2 separate regions of the Homo sapiens genome follow, and region 1 is linked to region 2. Evidence: chromatin contacts called from ENCODE Hi-C or POLR2A ChIA-PET data. All regions are on one chromosome and are shown on one strand. The core of a region is the stretch at or near the end of the contact, and the rest is flanking DNA. Distances in the headings are between cores, read along the strand shown.

Region 1 (4,905 bases), core at 626-3,125, 260 kb after region 2:
AACTCACCACTTTAACACTACTATGTTTCGGTTTCCTCAACAGTATAAGATAATAATAGTACCTATCCTATCTCATGAGGTAAATTTCTTAGACCAGTGAAAGCTCATCATACAGTAAGTGGCTATTATTATTATTATAAAAGTGAAATATACTCCACTTAACATTTGCAACTCCATCAGTCCATCAGAATGGCAAACTGCCTACATGAGTGATTCTGTTTCATGATACCCATTGTTAGAAAATCACTACGTATGCATGCCAATGTCATAGGCAAGAGAACAGGCCATACATAGACGATCTCTAAGGTGATTTCTGCATGACCGTCGTTACTGGAAGTTGAGTGGCAGAACATTATTCTGTCTCATAGAGAAACTTGGTTTGGGGGTTTCCCATAAACTAGAGTAGTAACTAGTTGATTCCATACCCAATCGAGTTTCAGTCCTCTCAGATGTGTTTGAATGCAGAGTCCCTTATTATTTTTTAATCTTGGGTTTCTTCTTCTTTATTCCAGCCACCCCCAGTAGATGTCCCCACGTATAGGGAAGTACTTGAAGAAGACTAACAGAAGCCATCTCTGCAGGGGACACATCAAAATGATTCCCTGTCCATTAGCTAGAAACTTGCTGAGCTGATTGAACCCCACAAAGTTTTCAGATCATTGTTCCTCCCCTTCCTCCTGTGTGCAGTCACTCAAAACAAGGACCTCTGTGTGCACTGGCATTCAGTGACAGTTTTGTTATCAGGTTCAAGCAGTACTGCTGAGGATCAAAACTTTACCTTAATTTAAGCTCATGTTTTCCACAAACCCAACTCCAAAGTATCCTGGTAACATGCTTCAAAGATACTCCATCGAATTTTTACTTTCACAGCAATATGCCTTATGACCTAATTACCATTATTATTCTGATCCAAAATAAGACAAATTGCTTTATTTGGTAATAGAGAGGGAAAAAAATCTGAGCTAGAAAGACCTCCTGACATGTCATAGCAATAAATTGAAAGAAAATAGCCATGCTCCCCTGAAGAAGATAGAGATCAGCAGAAATCTTTTGTAATGGGCAATATACGATGTGGAAGAATTCTCTTTAACTTTTTTTTTTTTTTTTTTTTTTTTTGAGACGGAGTCTTGCTCTGTCGCCCAGGCTGGAGTGCAGTGGCGGGATCTCAGCTCACTGCAAGCTCCGCCTCCCGGGTTCACCCCATTCTCCTGCCTCAGCCTCCCAAGTAGCTGGGACTACAGGCGCCCGCCACTACGCCCGGCTAATTTTTTGTATTTTTAGTAGAGACGGGGTTTCACCGTTTTAGCCGGGATGGTCTCTATCTCCTGACCTCGTGATCCGCCCGCCTCGGCCTCCCAAAGTGCTGGGATTACAGGCGTGAGCCACCGCGCCCGGCCCTCTTTAACTTTTTATCCATTTTGTTTGTTTGTTTTGGAGACAGAGTCTTGCTCTGTTGCCCAGGCTGGAGTGCAGTGGTGCAGTCTCAGCTCACTGCAACCTCAAATTCCTGGGCTCAAGTGATCCTCTCCACTCAGCATCCCGAGTAGCTGGGACTACAGGCATACGTCACCATGCCCAGCTAATTTTTAAATTTTGTAGAGATGGGGTCTCCTTATGTTGCCCAAGCTGCTCTCAGGCTCCCAGCCTTAAGTGATCTCCCCACCTCAGTCTCCCAAAGTGCTGGGATTACAGGCATGAGCTCTAATTTTTTATTATAATAAACTTCTAGAGCTCCAAGAATCACACCCTTGCTTGTGACAGGTTGGAGGTTATGTAGAAGGAGTTTTATATGTCTAAAGTTAATAACAGTCTGCAGAGATTATATTTAACTATGTGTAAACATCTTGTGTGGAAAAACAGAATAGGCCTGATGTTAGACCCAGCTGGAAAGGACCAGAATGTTCTAACTGAAAACTGCAGGAACAGCCAAATGTCCATCTGCCTCTTCTTTAGGAGTTTACCAGCGTAGGCAACACCACCCGAATGACTTTCTGGGCTTTTCTGAGTATTCAGGCTCACAAAGAGTTTGTTGTTTTTTTTTTTTTTCTCAAAAATTCTGTTAAACTCATGGTCCAACGTTTATATCCTAACATTTTATTTTAATACAGAATACGTAATCAAGCGTTAAAATAGTTGGCTTCTGTAGATTGGTCTTTTCTCACTACACAGTATCTCTCTCTTCAGCAGAGTCATTGATAATATCCTTTGAATATCCAATAACGCCACAAAAATCATAGGTACTAACAGACTCAATGTTTGTGGCACCCCCAAAACTCATATGTTGAAATCCTAACCTCCAATGTGATGGTGTTAGGAGGTGGGGCCTTTGGGAACTAATTAGGTCATAAGGGTGGCTACCTCATGAATGGGATTGGTGCCAGGCCTGTAATCCCAGCACTTAGGGAGGCTAAGGCGAGCGGATTGCCTGAGCTCGGGAGTTTGAGACCAGCCTGGGCAACACAGTGAAATCTCGTCCCTACTAAAATACAAAAAATTAGCGGGGTGTGGTGGCATGCGCCTGTAATCCCAGCTACTTGGGAGGCTGAGGCAGGAGAATTGCTTGAACCCAGGAGGCGGAGGTTGCAGTGAGCCAAGATCATACCACTGCATTCCAGCCTGGGCAACAGAGCGAGACTCCATCTCCAAAAAAAAAAAAAAAAAAAAAAAAAAAAAGGAACCCCAGAGGGCTCTCTTGCCCTGTTTCTTCCATGAGAGGATATAATACTGAAGAGGGTACTCACCAGAACCCAACCATGCTGGCACCTGACCTTGGACTTCCAGCCTCCCAGATTCCGAGAAAGAAGTTTCTGTTGTTTATAGGCCACTGACTAAGACAGGCACAGAGCCCCTGACGCTATCGACATGACTGAAGTGATGATGATTCAGGATAAAACCATGAATGCCACACTCAGTTCAGCCCACTCTTTTCTCACTACCACATATCAAAATGCAAACAAAACATGTGCTTAATCATGTAAAATACATTTAAGCATTTTGATACATTGATTGCATTATTCTAGGATGTTAGAGAGATTTCTTAGCCAGGTGACCTGGTTTCCATTCCTAGCTCTGAAAATTATCTGTGTGACCTTGGGCAGATGTCTTACCCTCTCTGTGTTACAGTTATTAGTCTATTTAGTCATTTAACAAATCTTTCATTATGGTTTCATTTGCAAAGAGTATGGTGCTAGAAATGGATACAGAAGTGATCAAGATTTCCCTACATCTGTCTTCCAACTCTTCTATTGCAGTTTTCATTTCCACAATTTTATTTTTTATTTTGAAAAGCTTTTCTTTTGTTGTTTTCTGAATAGTCCTTCTTTAATATTCTTGTTTAATATAATCTTATCTCTGAGCATACGGAGGCAGTCTTTTTTTTTTTTTTTTTTTTTTTTTTGAGACAGGTTCTTGCTCTGTTGCCAATCTGGAGTGCAGTGGCAGATCACTGCAACCTCCGCCTCCCGGGTTCAAGTGATTTTCCTGCCTCAGCCTCCCAAGTAGCTGGGACTACAGGCGTGAGCCACCAAACCCAGCTAATTTTTGTATTTTTAGTAGAGATGGGGTTTCACCATGTTTGCCAGATGGTCTCGATCTATTGACCTTGTGATCTGCCCACCTCGGCCTCCCAAAGTGCTGGGATTATAGGTGTGAACCACTGTGCCTGGCCCTTTTTTTTTTTTTAAATACAGATGGGGTCTCGCCATGTGGTCCAGGCTGGTCTCGAGCTCCTGGGCTCAAGCAATCCTCCTGCCTCAGTATCCTAAGAAGTGCTGAAATTACAGGCATACGCCACGACGCCCAGCTGCAGTCTCTTTTCTTTTTTGAATATTTTTTTGAGATTGAGTTTTGCTCTTGTTGCCCAGGCTGGAGTGCAATGGTGCCATCTCAGCTCACTGCAACCTCTGCCTCCTGGGTTCAAGCAATTCTCCTGCCTCAGCCTCCTGAATAGCTGGGATTACAGATGCCTACCACCACGCCTGGCTAATTTTTGTATTTTTAGTAGAGACTGGGTTTCACCATGTTGGCCAGGCTGGTCTCCAACTCCTGACATCAGGTATCCACCCCCTTCAGCCTCCCAAAATGCTGGGATTACAGGCGTGAGCCATTGAGCCCTGCCTTTTTTTTTTTCCCCCCTCTGGAGTCTCTGTTTTCTCCAAGTTGCTTTTTCTCCATTTTTTTGTGGGTTTTTTTTCTGTTTTTGTTTTTTATATTCCATGCAATCCTCCAATGTCATCTTTTAGACTGAGGAAGAGAAGCTGATGGAAGCTCATAACATATGAATGTGGCTTATCAATTTTTATCTCACCACAGAGCAGTGGCTTTCAAAACGTTTTGATCAAGTCAACAGTAAGAAATGTATTTTACATGATAACCCTGGGTATGTGAATGTGTGTGCGTGCATCTTAGAAAAGGTTCACCATACTTTTTTCACAATACTTCAATACTTCCCTTTATTATTGTGATATAATCTGATACTTTTTTCCTATTGTATGGACACAATATACTAAATTTATTTCATGACTCAGTAATGTGTGGTCACCTCCAGAGAGAGGGCCTGTTTTCCTGAGGAATCGCAGATCAGATCTCTCTGTTGGAATTATCAGAGAAGTACCCAAAAGATACTTTTCCCTTTTTCCTGCCTGGAAAATACTTGCCTGGTGGCTAGAAGTCTGAAAGCCAAACTGGGTAGAAGCTGGAGCTTTGATATTTGAAAAGTGAACTGTCATTAATCACCTCTTTTCAAGTTCAAGTCCCTCACTTCAGAGACCCTTATCTTATCTTGTAAAGATGACAGACCTCTAGTCTTGTGATTGAGGGGCAGCCACTCAGCAGCTGCAGAGCAGGAGGGACTTGGGGCTCCACCTCCTCCTTAAAACTAATTTCAGGGCCAGGCGCGGAGGCTCT
Region 2 (4,925 bases), core at 626-3,125:
CACTTTTGTGACTTTTGGAACTTTGTAATGTGTGTGTTGCCTATTTATATATAAATCTATTGCATTATACGTGTGCTTCCTATATATGCATATCATTCATCTCACTAAGTAAAAACACTTTAGATCATTTCTCATAAAATAAAACTGAGATAAGCAAGTCAGATGGAAACTTTTAGTGAGGGGTCTTCCAGAAAGTAGCAGACGTTGGCTTTCTAATGTCTAGCCCAAAACACCATAACCATGCGAATAACATCCTCAGCTCAACATCTGCCCAAGAGTAGAGGGATCAGACATCATGTGTAACCTCAGTTCACAGAGCTTTCCATTCCCTCATGACCCCAGGCAGTGTGTCCCAAGAGATGGAGAGGCAGCAGTGTTACCATGGCCACCGGCAGCAGGAAGTAGCACTGTGGATGAACGTCCCAAACTGCCATGCCGTTACCTGCTTTACAGCAGCTTCAGTGAGAAATAGGAGAAAAAAGGTCTCCCAGGACTTCTTCCATTTTTACCAGGGAAAAGAAGAGTTTCCAGGGACCTCCCAGGCCTGAGTGTGAGAGAAGAGAACCTCTGCAGGTCACTCTTCACTGAATCTTATTTGCCGCGGTTCACATTTTTCAGTCAGTGGAATTGATGGTAATGATGATTGGTGACTTACAGACGACACTAAAGCAACTAGCGTTGCGAGCAGAGGCATCTCTCCTCAGAGTTTCCAGATATTCCTGAAAGCGTCCATCTCCAGAATCCTTTCCCCTCAGAAACTCCTGAAAGCTTTTAGTGCTAAATACTTGTCTGTGTTGAGTTTCTGATATGTTTTTGCATTATTATTCATAGACTCCCTTACCAGAACAGGAAGGCCCAACTGTTGGAACAGTGGGAACTTTTGAACTGATGAGCTCCAAAGATTTAGCATACCAGATGACAATTTATGATTGGGAACTCTTCAACTGCGTGCATGAGGTAAGATGCAGGATCAGATGTGTTAGTAGCTGAGATAGCAAGGATAAAGGCTGCTGGCATTGCTTAGTTTGTAAGTGCTAATATGTGCTACAATATGGAAACCACATGACCATTTTTTTGCATACTGAGCTTATAAATAAAGCATGCTATAAAGCCTTTGAGTATTAAAGAAAAATCTTTACAGTATGCCGTGTCTTCCTGTGTATATTAAGCCAGTAAAACCTAGTTTATATTTATATATTTAACAAACCTCATGGAAGCCCTTCAAGTCTGATTGACTTCACATTTGCTGACCAGTAAAACACTGTCTTGACAAATAGAGAAACCTGCTGGTGTTTTGATTTAAAAAAAAATAAGCAAAATTGTTTTCCTTTATTTTCTAGCTGGAGCTAATCTATCACACATTTGGAAGGCATAATTTTAAAAAGACCACAGCAAACTTGGATTTGTTCCTGAGGAGATTTAATGAAATTCAGTTTTGGGTCGTCACTGAGATCTGCCTTTGTTCTCAGCTCAGCAAGCGTGTTCAGCTATTAAAAAAATTTATTAAGATAGCAGCCCAGTAAGTATATTTAGCTTGGAAAGAGAAAAAAAAATGTTGAGCTGTGTTTTCATTTTGTTTTCTTAGACTACACCTTAAAAAGAAAAGCAGGATCTAGGAACTGCTAGAGGGCCAAACACAGGGTCTTAGGAATAACCAAACTCTTGTAATGGATCTCTCCTATATTTTGTAGCATTTAACATCAATAGATAAATTAACTTCTTTACAGCACTGATGCTGGAGTCGAAGTTGTGACCTCTCTTTGCTCTTTGCTTTCTACTCAGACGGTTTTGCCTCCTTTAGTTTAAAATTCCTTCCGTAAACCAAGTTCCCTTATACTTCGAAAGTTCAGTTGAAAAGATCTTGAAGTCAATGTCCAGCATGACACATTCTCACCAGTAGAGGGCAGTGCAGCATGCATGTACAGCAGCACATCCAGCCCAGACAGAATTAAATCGGTAAAATGCATGCGAGCTAACCTGGTACATGAAAATCATCACTACAAACATCAGAAAAAGAAGCATCTATCTTATAAATATTCTATTAAACAGCACTTCATGGGAAACAATTTTTTTACTACAGGGGCCAGTTAGAGTTCTCCCTGACATGAATTTAATCTTCTCCTGCTATTTAGATATGCCTGACAACCTCCTGTTTACTTCCATGTTTTTGGTATCACCACAGTGCTAAAAATAAAATGCTAAATGTGGCCTATGGCTGTGAGACTTCTTTCCTTTCTAAATGCAGGGAGCTCTAGCACACAGGAAGGCTGAGAGCACAAGTGACCCCAGCTAGACAATTTTCTTGACCCAAAATCAAACATGGAGTTTGATTTCCTGGGCTAAACAAAGAAGTAAAGGCTGCTTGACATTTTATAGATATCAGTTTGCCAGATGCCTGGAATTATTTGCCAACAACTTGAGGGTTCAATAGAATACCAAATCCCTTGGATTCAAAAGCTGCTATCTGTTAATATGGCAAAGCTGGCTATTTTAAGAAAGGCTTGGTAAAATGGTGCCTGTGAATTTCTGGTTCAGAGTATAGCCACTTCCCTGGTAGTCTGCACAGCCTTATGGCAAGGGACAAATGCCTTCACATATTTGGAATGAGCTGATTATGGAAACTATGACAAGATGTGCTTTCCCGTTAGAAGAAGCACACTCTCTCTCTTCACCTTAGCCTGGCAGTGCCCAATGCAACAAGAAGAGAGAGGCAATCTGCACACAAATGTGGGAAGCCAGAAAATCTTTTGGGGCCTGATCCTGTTATTTTACAGAGGCAACATGGGAGAGCCTTTCAGAACACCCAGGACTTTTTTTTATATATATATATTTTTGCTTTTCTTATCCCTCTCCCTTCTGTTTAGGTGAATGAGTAGGTGGACTTGGCCTTCAGTATAAATTAGTTTATGTTATTTAACCATTATTAAGCCCTGTGCTACATTTGCCGTCCTGTAGAGAAGCTATTTACACAGCCCAGCTGAAGAAGACTGTAGACTTTTTAAATCCGAGATCTACAAGAATGAGGTTGAAACCTCGTGACAGTAGCATCTGTTTTACTTTATATTTTTAGAGAACTTCAACATATTTGTTTTAAGCTCTTTGCCTGCCCAGAACTGTGTGAAGTTGGTGGAAGCAGATGTTCTTATTCCTCTGTTTACATTCGTGGAGGCATAGAGAAATTTCATGACTTACATAGGGTAATAAAGTTAGCTGATAACAAGGCAGTGACTAGAAAGGCAGGTCTACAGCCCTGCATTTGTTCTTTCAAGATCACATAAAGGACAGAGGCAAACACATAGATGCGATTGTATACCTGCCTTTAGCCCCAGGTGTCTTCTAAATAACCTTCAGCTCCTGAACTCAGACCCATTGTCCCAGCACACCAAAGGCCTCACTTGCTTTCTCACCAGTGGGACCATACACACTAGCTTCTCTGAAATATGTTCTCCATCTCCACACAGACAATTTAAGAATTACTCTTTGCTACCTTTGCAATGGGTAGCAAATGCAACAATTTAGTCTTTTTCAAAAATGTTAATCCAAACAGGATTTCATTATGATATGGTCAATTTCGATAACCATATTGATTCAGGATGAAGGATTTATGCGTATTGCAAAATGAATTCTTTCCCTTTTCAGGGACCTGGTATGAAGAAGTTTGGGGTTTCTCTTTCTAAAAAATGGTTAAACCAAGTACCTGTGTTAAACATCACCATTCTAATAAGAATTTCTGTTTTTTTCCACATGTCTCATTCCCAAACATATATTCATAAAAGCTAATAATGGCGTAAGTACAGATTCAAAATGATCAGCTTCATTGATGTCAGTAAAACACAGAGAAGGTTATTTCTTGGTCAGTTGTTTAGGTTACTTCTCAGCTTTAAAATTCCTTGAGATTGAGTGCCCAGCCTATAGAGATCACACCTTATAAGTTGATATTTTTCAACAAACAAGTAGCATTTGCATGGCAGGTAGAAGCCATGGTGGCTGCAGCTGTGAGACTCCCTTAGTGCCCTCTCAAGCTGCCAGAGGAGGATATCCACCTTCAGGCTAAAGGTCTAGAAATCTCCAAGGGCACTTCACTTTTTTTCTTACCCCATGAGATATTTCCCTCTCGGTCCAACAAGGCTTTTAGCAAGTTTGGGATTATAATAACAACCCCTAAGGTAGGTGTCTTTAAGTTCCTTCTCAGATCCCAAACCTCAATGGCTAACGTCTTCAACTTTCTAAAAACACAGTGAGAAATCAAACAGCAGAACATGGTCACCCAAGTGGAACTTTTACAGTACATTAAATCTATCATTGCCTGTTCTCATAAATGAGCCCTGACAAATATTAATGACTATCAGAAAATAGAACTCTAATTTTTTTTATCTCACACAGAAGTAACATTTTACTCAAACACGCATCTCCTGTGTTTCAGCTGTAAGGAGTATAAAAATCTGAATTCCTTTTTTGCCATCGTCATGGGACTAAGTAACGTTGCTGTGAGCCGCTTGGCACTAACGTGGGAGGTAAGCTTCAGCTAGGATCCAGCTGTGACTTTTGCCTTAGGAATAAAAACACAGGCTCACCAGTGAGCTTTTTAATAGAAATATCACTCACACTAGTATAACAATGGGAAAGGTGGGACACTTGGAGGGAGGTGACCTGTCTCCTTTTTCCAGTTGCCTCAGAGGGAGAATTTTTAAAAGATATTGTCCTTTTGTGTATGGAGAGTGGGGGAGATGAGGAGATGTCTACTTCTTGATATATGCAATGTAAATAAAAATAAGTCCAGTTCCTAAGTATAACATGAAGGACCCACATTGCTGGGAATGACTTCATAAGTTTGCTCATAGATTGTATTGTTTTCTGAAATGTCTGCTTGTTGCTTTTGCCATAAATCTTATCTTTAATTGAAAGAGGACAGAAGATCCATTTTT

What was found. Hi-C counts contacts between places; a loop is a spot of excess contacts on that map. ChIA-PET counts read pairs that join two places held with the same protein, here RNA polymerase II (POLR2A). Pooled maps may share reads with other maps.
Region 1: a loop to region 2 is called in a map of prostate gland, with 4 times the contacts of the local background. The contact joins two enhancer-like sites. A Hi-C loop is called at or near these places in 1 of 168 maps with a recorded cell type or tissue (prostate gland) and 4 of 50 pooled maps. POLR2A ChIA-PET finds 5 or more read pairs at or near these places in 2 of 52 experiments (Panc1 and activated T-cell).

What each region holds. Positions count from the first base shown.
Region 1 is chr2:173,285,921-173,290,825 of GRCh38, forward strand. No RefSeq gene overlaps it. Among named protein-coding and RNA genes, the nearest start is that of MAP3K20-AS1, 6.3 kb to the left of the region's middle. RefSeq lists an enhancer at 223-382. Within about 2 kb of position 1,876, at least 2 of the 41 ENCODE cell types and tissues checked have a DNase peak (open chromatin) inside an H3K27ac peak, as active enhancers do; they include prostate gland, where a contact is called at or near this core.
Region 2 is chr2:173,025,741-173,030,665 of GRCh38, forward strand. It overlaps RAPGEF4 (Rap guanine nucleotide exchange factor 4), which reads left to right. Exons shown (of 31, transcript NM_007023.4): 24 at 832-957; 25 at 1,341-1,519; 26 at 4,424-4,514. Among named protein-coding and RNA genes, the nearest start is that of MAP3K20, 48 kb to the right of the region's middle. Within about 2 kb of position 1,876, at least 16 of the 41 ENCODE cell types and tissues checked have a DNase peak (open chromatin) inside an H3K27ac peak, as active enhancers do; they include prostate gland, where a contact is called at or near this core.